Regions from separate parts of the Homo sapiens genome. Here all the other regions are linked to region 3. The links are chromatin contacts, found by Hi-C or POLR2A ChIA-PET in ENCODE. All regions are on one chromosome and are shown on one strand. Each heading gives the region's core, a stretch centred on a gene start or an enhancer-like site at or near the end of the contact. The rest is flanking DNA. Distances are from core to core; before and after follow the strand shown.

What was found. Hi-C counts contacts between places; a loop is a spot of excess contacts on that map. ChIA-PET counts read pairs that join two places held with the same protein, here RNA polymerase II (POLR2A). Pooled maps may share reads with other maps.
Region 1: a loop to region 3 is called in a map of heart right ventricle, with 2.7 times the contacts of the local background. The contact joins the promoter of LINC01779 here to the enhancer-like site in region 3. A Hi-C loop is called at or near these places in 2 of 168 maps with a recorded cell type or tissue (heart right ventricle and prostate gland), 6 of 37 single-sample maps with no recorded cell type and 15 of 50 pooled maps. POLR2A ChIA-PET finds 5 or more read pairs at or near these places in 1 of 52 experiments (activated B cell).
Region 2: a map with no recorded cell type shows a loop between it and region 3 (6-fold over the local background). The contact joins the promoter of LINC02471 here to the enhancer-like site in region 3. A Hi-C loop is called at or near these places in 1 of 168 maps with a recorded cell type or tissue (endothelial cell of umbilical vein), 4 of 37 single-sample maps with no recorded cell type and 7 of 50 pooled maps. POLR2A ChIA-PET finds 5 or more read pairs at or near these places in 2 of 52 experiments (GM12878 and H1).

Annotation. Positions count from the first base shown.
Region 1 is chr12:40,223,440-40,226,375 of GRCh38, reverse strand. LINC01779 (long intergenic non-protein coding RNA 1779) reads left to right here and starts at 1,473. Exons shown (of 1, transcript NR_186584.1): 1 at 1,473-2,936. It overlaps LRRK2 (leucine rich repeat kinase 2), which reads right to left and starts at 1,379. Exons shown (of 51, transcript NM_198578.4): 1 at 1,094-1,379; 2 at 736-821. The coding sequence starts at 1,244. It overlaps LRRK2-DT (LRRK2 divergent transcript), which reads left to right and starts at 2,554. Exons shown (of 9, transcript NR_186757.1): 1 at 2,554-2,717. RefSeq lists an enhancer at 1-55 and a silencer at 1,254-1,613.
Region 2 is chr12:40,154,538-40,157,680 of GRCh38, reverse strand. It overlaps LINC02471 (long intergenic non-protein coding RNA 2471), which reads right to left and starts at 1,442. Exons shown (of 2, transcript NR_146526.1): 1 at 1,338-1,442. All of the region lies in intron 6 of LRRK2-DT (LRRK2 divergent transcript), which reads left to right.
Region 3 is chr12:40,010,309-40,013,640 of GRCh38, reverse strand. All of the region lies in intron 3 of SLC2A13 (solute carrier family 2 member 13), which reads left to right. Among named protein-coding and RNA genes, the nearest start is that of SLC2A13, 94 kb to the left of the region's middle. RefSeq lists a silencer at 2,216-2,335. Within about 2 kb of position 1,978, at least 3 of the 41 ENCODE cell types and tissues checked have a DNase peak (open chromatin) inside an H3K27ac peak, as active enhancers do; they include heart right ventricle, where a contact is called at or near this core.

The sequences.
Region 1 (2,936 bases), core at 224-2,723, 210 kb before region 3:
CAAATCTCTAAGTGCTCCGAAGGAAGTTATCACCTTGGCCTATAATTTTGTTTTGACTGTAAATCATTCTTAATTACCATTTTTAAGGCCCCCTTTAAAAAAAAATCCAAGATACATAGCAAATTTCTGGGTTTCCTATGGTACAGATTGTAAAAGTTTCACTTCTACATGCATTTTATATGACAACAGTTGCAAACTATGAGGGTCTCATAAGACATCACTTTCTTTAGATACTACAAGGTATACTACAACTAAAGGCTAGAAATCTTTGAATTTTAAAAAGTGCTGAACTCTACAAGAGTTTGCTAGTGACAAAGTTGCATTTTATCACTATTAATTATTCCCCTTTTCCAAACTATTCATAATCTTCTCATCTAGGACATGCTCTGTATTGGGAAGATACTTGGAATAGTCAAGTCTAAACACTAATGAATTCATCTTGCCAATAACGAGACTAAAACCGAACCCATTTTTATCCTCCTTCTACCACCATCCATACTGTTGGTTTTATAAAGTTACTTCTTAAAGACACTCAGGGAACACATACTGGGGCTCTTCATCCCGTTTACATTGCGTAATGATTTAACAATATTCCCATCTTAAAATCACAGTCAGAGGTTCCTCAAGCCAAATTTTGGGAATAACCAAGAACTCTCGGCTATATTAACATTGCCAGTAAAACGTCTCCTTCCAAACAGAAGGGAGAATGAGTTGAAGTGAAAACAATGCCTTTACCTGCTGCACACTCGCGACTCTCATATAGGAGTCCAAGACGATCAACAGAGGCACATGGATATTTTTGCCTTGAAATAACTTGGAGGCTGGAAAACAAGTGGGTGGGGAAAAGAAGCAAAGTCACAATCCACAGCACCCCCTCTCCTTTTTAGTCTGAAACGGGGAGAAAAGTCAAAAAGGTGAAGACCTTCCTGAAATTCTCAGCTGCTTTCTGCCCTAAGGAAAGGATATGGGAGTTTGCGGCTCCTTAAGAGTCCGGGTTTGAGCAGGGTCAAGGGGAGGAGGACAAAATTTGCAAATGTAAGGAGGGGGAGAAAGTTTGCAAAAATAAAAGCACAGTTTATTTTCAAGTGATTACCGCGCTCGGAGTACGTGAACACCAGCAGATCCTCCAGGATTTGGACCAGCGTTTCTATCTGTTTTCCTTCCTGGACATTGTTCAGCCTGACTATCAACTTCTTCAGAGTTTCCTCGTCCTCTTCGCACCCCTGACAGCTGCCACTAGCCATGGTGGCACCTGCTTCCAACCCGCCGCCCTCCCAGCATGAACGTCCGCTGCTCAGGGAACCGGCAGGGGCGCCGGCCACAGCTCCCCGGGGGCGAGCTCAGCTCACCGCCCGCAGCCAGCGCTCCCCGCGGGCCCCATCGGCGCCCACGCCCGCCTGTTTATGAGGAAGGAGGCAGCTCCCCGCCCCGCGTTGCCCTCCCTCTCCGGAGCCCTCCTGCTCGGCTTCCTCCTCCCCCACTCAGGCCCCAAAAACGAGCTCAGGGGCCTGCCAGAGGCTCCGCCGAGGCGACGGGCCGCGCAGAACTCTGGCGGCGGCCGTGGGGCTGCTGGAGCCGGGCCTGGCTGGGATGACCGTGACCGTGGCCCCCACGCACGCCTAGACCGGACCCCGGGCGGACGCCGCCTCCTGGGACCAGATTCCACCGCAGCGGCGGCGCGGCCGGGAGTCGCGCGGGAAGAAACTGACTCAGCGGACTCCGCTGAGTCCACAGGCCCGGAGCCCCGCAGCGGAGGCGCGCAGTGCGCAGCCCGGCCGGCCACCCTCCGCGACCCGCCAGCCGGGGATCCTGCGGCCCCACGGAAGGTCTGGGAACTGGGAGCAGGAAAAATGAAAGCCGCCTATCTCCAGATCTAAGAATAGAAATCAGGGCGCTGGGAAAAGAGGACACCGCCCAGATGGCCCCTTTTAGGAATACATTGTCTTTAGAGTTCCACCTATAGGGAGATGAGCAATTTTCCCCCAAAGGATGGAAAGAGGGGTTAGCCATCAAAACTGCCCCCGCTACTCTTTTTTATGATTTTTTGTGACTGTTAGTGGGAGAGGAAATAAACATTGTTTCCCTGTGAGTTATCTGAAGCTCTGGTCACCAAAAGGCCACTAAATTAACTTTTGGAAATTTGAGTTGCACTAGGCAGGATCCTGATACTTGGGACACCCGAAAAGTAATCAGCTCTCAGAGCTATTAGAGCTGAGACAAAGGACAGGGTACATGAAATGAAAGGTGAAAAGTTGAGAGAAGCAAACCTAAATACTCTTCTCTTGGTATTCAGAAATACTTATGAGTATGGGTGTCTATAACCCCAAAGTTTTTTGGTTTTGTCTTTTGATTGTTTGTTTGTTTGTTCTGTTAAGTACCTAAGTAATGTGTTTTTAGGAAAAGAAACCTAGCAAGAACATTGTAGACAAGGCTAGGCAAAGATGATCTATCCTTCAGGTGATGTGTCTGTCCTCAAGATCACTTACAAAGAAGAGGATTGGACTGGAAGTTACTACTTCACAATTTTAGTTTTGTTTTCACATCTGTTACTTCAATCCTGATGACAATTCTGAAATGGATACAACTACTACTATGTATCCTTCTTTCACTAGTGAGGAAATTGAGATTTGGAATTGAGAAGTGAAGAGCTTTGCTGGAGTCACACAGGTGGGAAGTTGAGAGCCAGGACTTCAACCCAGCAAATCTCCTAACTCCAGGTAGAAGGTTCTTCATGCTCTACCACTTTAATAAGAATGCTCTAGACTTTGTTAATACATTAGATTAGTAAGATAGCAAACTCCTACTCAACCTGGATATTGGGTCTATGTCTTGTTGTTATAGAGTCTTTAACTTTTACAGAGACATGCTAAAATATTTATAGTTGAAATGGTTAGGATTTCTTTCAAAGTCATCCAGTGGTGGAGGAAAAGATGAAA
Region 2 (3,143 bases), core at 193-2,692, 140 kb before region 3:
ACACAAACCTAATCTTTATTGTGACTCAAGATTAGGGAACACTATGTTTTACATAACATCATGCTGATCTAACTCTAGCTTTATGATGTTAACTAATCTTTTCTAAATCCAGAGAGCATAATACCACCCCTTCGAAAAGAAGTGTCCACTTGCCCTTTGGCCAAGCTGTAAACAGACGCACCAAGAAACTTCCTCAGTGAGGCTGTCATCTTGGCATTAGATCCATGAGTCAGAGATTTTGGCTGGCTAAATTGTAAAGACCACTTTGAATAACTTGCAATTGTCTTGTTTCTTAGACTATGCACACTTTCTCTCTTTCAGTTAACGTTAAAATGATATATGCAATAAATTGCATATTTGAGTAAATGACATACGCAATAAATTACAACATATGCAATAAAATCAATTAGGTAGCCTTTTCTGAAATTCAGTAAACCCACCAGGAAGGGTCAGAGATAAACCCTTGATATCTAGCAAAAACAAATAAAAATAAGATTTTCAACAGATCAGTGGATTTCATAAAAGATAGAACGTATAATATGAAAGAAACACTGAGGGTACATGATCATCTGTGAAGCATAATGTAATGAGAACAATACTGGACTTGAACTAAAAGTTTTGTGTTCACAGCCCAGATTTACTCCCAACTATATGATGTTGAGCAAATTACTGAATGTCGCTTAAGCCTACGTTTTTGCATTTATATAAGGATAATAGTACCACCTACCTTACAATATTACTGAAAAAGATTCAACTGGGCAAGGCTAATTAAATAATAATAAAGTATACCATATTCTTAGTTTCCTTTTTTAAAAAATCTTTCCTGAATTTTGGTTAGAGTAAGTCCTGATTCAAAGGACAGATGTGTGTGTCTTCCTTCCTTGAAACTAATACTGTTTCTGGTGAGCTTTTGCTCATCCAACTCTGTAATAGAAATCCCATATTCTTGCTATAAATAAAGGCCTTTATAATTTGTGACATTTACTTCTTACCTAAATATTCTGCAACTGCAGATCTCAGACTCTGGCTCTGTCACATGAAAAAAGTCTTCTGTGTGCTCACTGCGTCAGCATACTCTACCACCCTTTCTGTATCACCTCATATGGTAGGAGCTTACATAATTGTAAAGTGGTTGCATAGCAACCAAATTATCAAACACCTCCATCCCACTTTTTCTGTCTTAAACCCTCAAACAACTAGTGGAGCATTTTCAGTTAACAACAGTCTTTAATCAGAGGAGAGAAAATTCCAGGTTGCTGATTCAGTTATTTCTTTTTATTTACCTCTATTTTTATATTCACCCGGCTCGTGTGAAAAACAAAAACTGAAGTACTCACAGATGAGGCAGTGTTTAGCATCTAAACACACCATATGCCAAGGGATAGATGTTGTTGTTGCAGCTGTCCAAAGTTAGCCAGGTTAACACTGACAAACAGCTTCCCCCAGAACATGAGAAAACCACGGCCGCCTGCTCCTTGTTGGCTGGTGGAGTGAAACAGACTTTACAGTACACTGGATCAGCTAAACTGTGAATTACAGGTGAACCAAAGCCATTCTGTCAGTCATTCAAGGAAAAATGACTTCACTCAGCTAGAGGACACTCCCTTGACAAAAAAAAAAAAAAGGAAAAAGGACTTGAGAAATCATTGAATCAAGACCTTCCTTGCTCAGTTCAATTGATTTGCCTAAAGTCATAAAAACAGTAACTTAGTCGCAAAGATGTAATAAGGAAAAATCTTCCTACTTGAATTAAGGATTCCTCCAAGGAGGCAGCATGATACTGTTTTAAGAGCACAGGGCATTAAGTATAACCACCTTGGTTTACATTCTATTTCTCAATTACAAGCTACCACCAAGTTAACTTTTAGGGGTTTCAGTTTCCACAATGCTACCTTACAGCATTATTTGGAGAGCTGCATAAGACAATCCACATGATATTCATGTTACTGCACCTTGTGCAAGTTAAGTACATGTTAGCAATTATTATTATTATTATTCGGTGGTCTAGGAAATCCAAATTTGTCTGGTCCAGAAACAAACAAATTGTCCTATGTCTTCAAAAGAATGGAGCATCCTACATTCAATGGAACTGTAAAGTCAAATAAGCTTTAAAAATTTAAAACTATATCTAAATCACTGACTATTTGGTTTAAAATTCTGTCCCCCCTGGTTCTTGGATGACTATTCTAAGTGTTCAACAAATTTCACCAGCTCAAAACAGTAACCACATATAATGTGGAATTAAGAAACAAGAGTTTGTATTTCTACCTAAAACTCTCATTTGACCCTTTAAACCAGATTCCAGTTTTTTTTTGCTTTGTTTGTTTGTTTGTTTGTTTTTTGGTGGGAGGAAAGAGGAAGAAAATGAACAAAACAAAAATATATGCAGTATAAGAAACCCGGTCTAGTTTGAGCCTTGAGCCATGACGTAAACATTCTTTTAAAGAGAAGCTTCCATGATTAATTACTACAGTTTATTTTTTCCCCCTCTAGGAAATCAACAATCAACTAGATGTAACACTTGGGAGAGTTTATTTTTGGCTAGCCTAGTAATTATAGCCAGAACAGAGCAGGGCAGGTAGATAGGAAATATTTTAGAAACTATTTTATCAAAGCATCAGGATTTTCAAAAAGAACAAGGCAGGGGTTCCCTCCCACACTTAAAATAACAATGAAAAACATGGCTGCGGTTAGATTCTTTAAGAAAAAGAATAAGTTTGAGTCTTGCTCTTGGGCCTGGCCACGCTTATCGGTGTTATGCTTTGCATGTCAGATGCTCTCTTCTGTAACAGTCTTCTCTTTGCCTAGTGAGGAGGAAGACTCATTCTTTCTGCAACCTCAAAGAGTTAATCAATATGAACATAAATATTCAACAGATATCAATTGTCCTTTTGCCTACCTCTGTGATACCAGGAATATTTTCTCAAATGACTTCCAAGTGTTGTTTTGCCATGTCTGTAAAAACAGACTGTCAGAAGTGTCTGGATCAAGCAATGGGAGCAGTTAAATAGAGCTTTCACCCCTTTCGTCTTTCTTCTGGAATAATTTCTCTGACTCTCATGCATACAGTGCACACTAGCAGATGCTAGCGTTTTGGCGTTATCTGTGACCTTCTATAAAAGTTGCTACTAAGATGGGCGCAG
Region 3 (3,332 bases), core at 729-3,228:
CATTGTAGATTTAGATAGTGGTTCTTGTGTCATATAGTGGGCTCAGCTTTTCAGAAAGACAGATTTGAGTTGTCCAAGGCTATGTGCCGTTGGGTGTTACTTAATATCTAGAAACTAATTGCCTGGGTTTAAATTGCAGCTGTGCAACTTTAGGCAACTTAGTTGACCTCTCTGTGCTTGTTTCCTCTTCTGTAGCATGGAGATAGTTGTAATACCTGTCTCAGATAATTATATTTTAAAGATTGGATGATTTAATATGTAAGGCTGTGAGAACAGTGCCTGGCACATTATAAGCTCTGTAAAAGTATTCATTCAATAATATTTTTAGACATGAAAAGAGGGTGGTAACAAGATCCCCTGCTCTTAAGAGCATAATCCATCCCTTTCTCACTGTATTGTAAATTTTTGACCTCACTTAGCCTTTGTAGAAAATAGTTTATATTACTCAGGTTTTTTTTTTTTAAATCATTTTGTAAGACCACTTGATGATTTGACTATACCCTTTTTGCACTTGGTTTTGGAAGCCATCCTCTGCATGTATCTTTTGACTATAGAAACTAAAAACATTTTTACTGTAGCTGCTACTGCATATTCCTTTACTGTCTCCTTATGTCTGAAGATCATATAAATGTCTTTAGCAGGATTTTTCTTACCAACTCACTTGAACTTAGAAACTGAAAGCACAGAGTTAGAAGTGGCATCTCCTGTCAAACATTCCCTAGCGAAAATTTCTTACAGCATTGTCATTCAGTCCCGGAGGCCTGCTATCTCTGAGTGCTGGAGTGTGATTTCCTGTGTCACTTTCCTTTCTGGGACCATAAAATTGGATTCCAGACATTTGTTGGGAAGTTTGCGATATGCTGTTTTGAACATTACTGAACCAATATAATAACCCACTACTTGTGTTTTGGAAGCAGTGTTATCTGTGACAGTTATTGCTTTGCTGATTTACATTTGGAAGAATGTTGAAAAAGAAAAAGGCAGAGCAGTAAAAGGTAGAAGCATGTATGTCCTGGTGATCTTTAGCAGGTAAGACCAGACTGATGATATTAAGCTAGAATTTAGGTTCATCATGGTCACATCCATGCGATAGAAAAATATCACATCACATCTTTAAGCAACACACATTCTGACCTTCTGTAATAAATTGTATATCTCCCTTGATCTTTCTGGAAACACTTCCAGTTTCTACACCTGGAGTGAAGACGCTTGCCAAATGACAAGAATAAATTAGAGAATTAATCCAGTGCCAAAGATAATTTTTGAGAAAAGAGTATCTGTTTCCAAATGGCAAAAGAACATCATTAATATCTTCTCTAGCATTCAAAGACAGGAGACAGATGCTACTAATAAAATATAATAAACTCCTCATGGTTGTTTCCAATAAAACACAAATGATTTTGTAGTTCTATAATTGGAACTGTCAATCTAATTTAGTAGGTTTCTGTTGATAAATTTGATTTCAAAAAGTTGAGATGAGAAACTAATTCACTATTATGTACAATATTTCTTGCTAAGTATAAGGAATATTAGCAAAAACTGTAGTAAAAATTAGGAAGTTGAACTATTAATACCTCTTGGCTTATTGAGATGCAGCAGATCTTTATGTGACTGTCAGTTTAGTGGAAAGAGTGACAGGAATCCCAGGTTGTAACTCCTGCTCTGCCTATCACTAGGTGGCTATTGCAGGGCTGGCTTCATGGACACGCGACCTCTGCAGCTGCCCAGAGCCCTGCACTCAGAAGGGTCCTGCCCTTGGTTTAATCCTCTTCTGTCACTGTCTTCAGAGTTGTAATTTTTGAGCACGGGACTCACATTTTCATTTTGCCCTCAGCCCTACAAATTAGGCAACCACAACTGGCTGTTCACAGCTTACTTCTCTGAATTTCAGAGAAGGCAACCAAAAGATTCTGGAGCTAGGCATCGGGTATACATGGACATAAAGATGGGAACAGTAGACGCCGAGGACTACTAGAGGGAGGAGACGGGGAGGGAGGAAGGAAAGGGTTGAAAAACGACCTATTGGGTCCTGTGCTCACTATTTGGGTGACAGGATCATTTATGCATGTTTATGATGTTAAGGATCAAACCTTAGCATCACACAATATATCTGTGTAACAAACCTGCACATGTATCCCCTGAATCTAAAATAAAACTTGAAGGAAAAGATTCTTGATAGATCTAAGAGTATGAAATTCTGTGAGTCCCAACAAAGGGAAGGACCCAAGAAAGTTTATTAGAAACTGAAAGCTCCTGATCCACCCTCACTTGTTCTCAGTCAGGAGGAATTTTGCCCCCTAGTGGGCATTTAGCAATGTCTGGAGGCATTTTTGATTGTCACAGCTCAGGGAATGTGATGTTGACATCTAGTGGGTAGTAGGATGTTTAATGCTACAAATACACAGAACAGCCCCTGCAACATAGAACTTTTTGGCCCAAAAAGTCAACACTCAACACAGGTGATGTTGATAAACCCTGCCTACCGTTATTATTTGTGTCTCCAACTCTTGGTACCGGGCGTGGGAGGTTACTCAAAAGTTAGTTGAGCCTCTGGCTGTAGCCTGGATCGTAGGTTGTTGTATTTTTTACCACATGAAGACTGAAGAACGAAGCTGGTGAGTAGGAAGTGTAACTTAACATTTGCACGAGATACACTACACAGATGCTCTTCTTAGGGCCTCTACATCTCACACTTACCAAACCAACTGGTGGGCCCCAGACTCTTAAAACCTCTAAAACACAACACACTCACAGCTGGCAGATGACTTTCCAGGACGCCCTGGCACTTGTGATGCGGTCTGTTGGGCTGTTTACCAAGTCATTTAGGTTTGTTTCTAAATCTGTTTATGCCATTGTGCTGGTTGCTGTAATTAGGCAGTAGAATCAACTATTACAGAAATTTAAAGAAAGAAAAATATAAAAAAAGGAGAGCAATTTCAGTGAAAACCTAAGTTGAATGTTTTGGAAAGATTCAATAAAGATGTCATTAAAGAAAACTGCTCTCAAAGTGTGGGCAAGATGGTTTTAAAAGGTTTGTGAAAAAATCATTAAAATTAGATGGATTCTATATTGAATTTGCTTAACTGTCTTAAGTTTTCAGTATTATTTATGGAGATTGTAGACAATACATTTTTTTCTGTGGTTTTTGCAAGAAAAACAATGCTTTAGTCAGCTGATCCAGGCTCAGAAAAAAAAAGCCTTACCTACATCACAAGATGGAAGAATGAATGGCATTTATATATTTTAGGGTGATAAAATTATTTATAAATGTAACCTCAGCTGACTTTCCCTAATAATCAATATTTCAGACAACAGGGCGTCTATTACCTTTA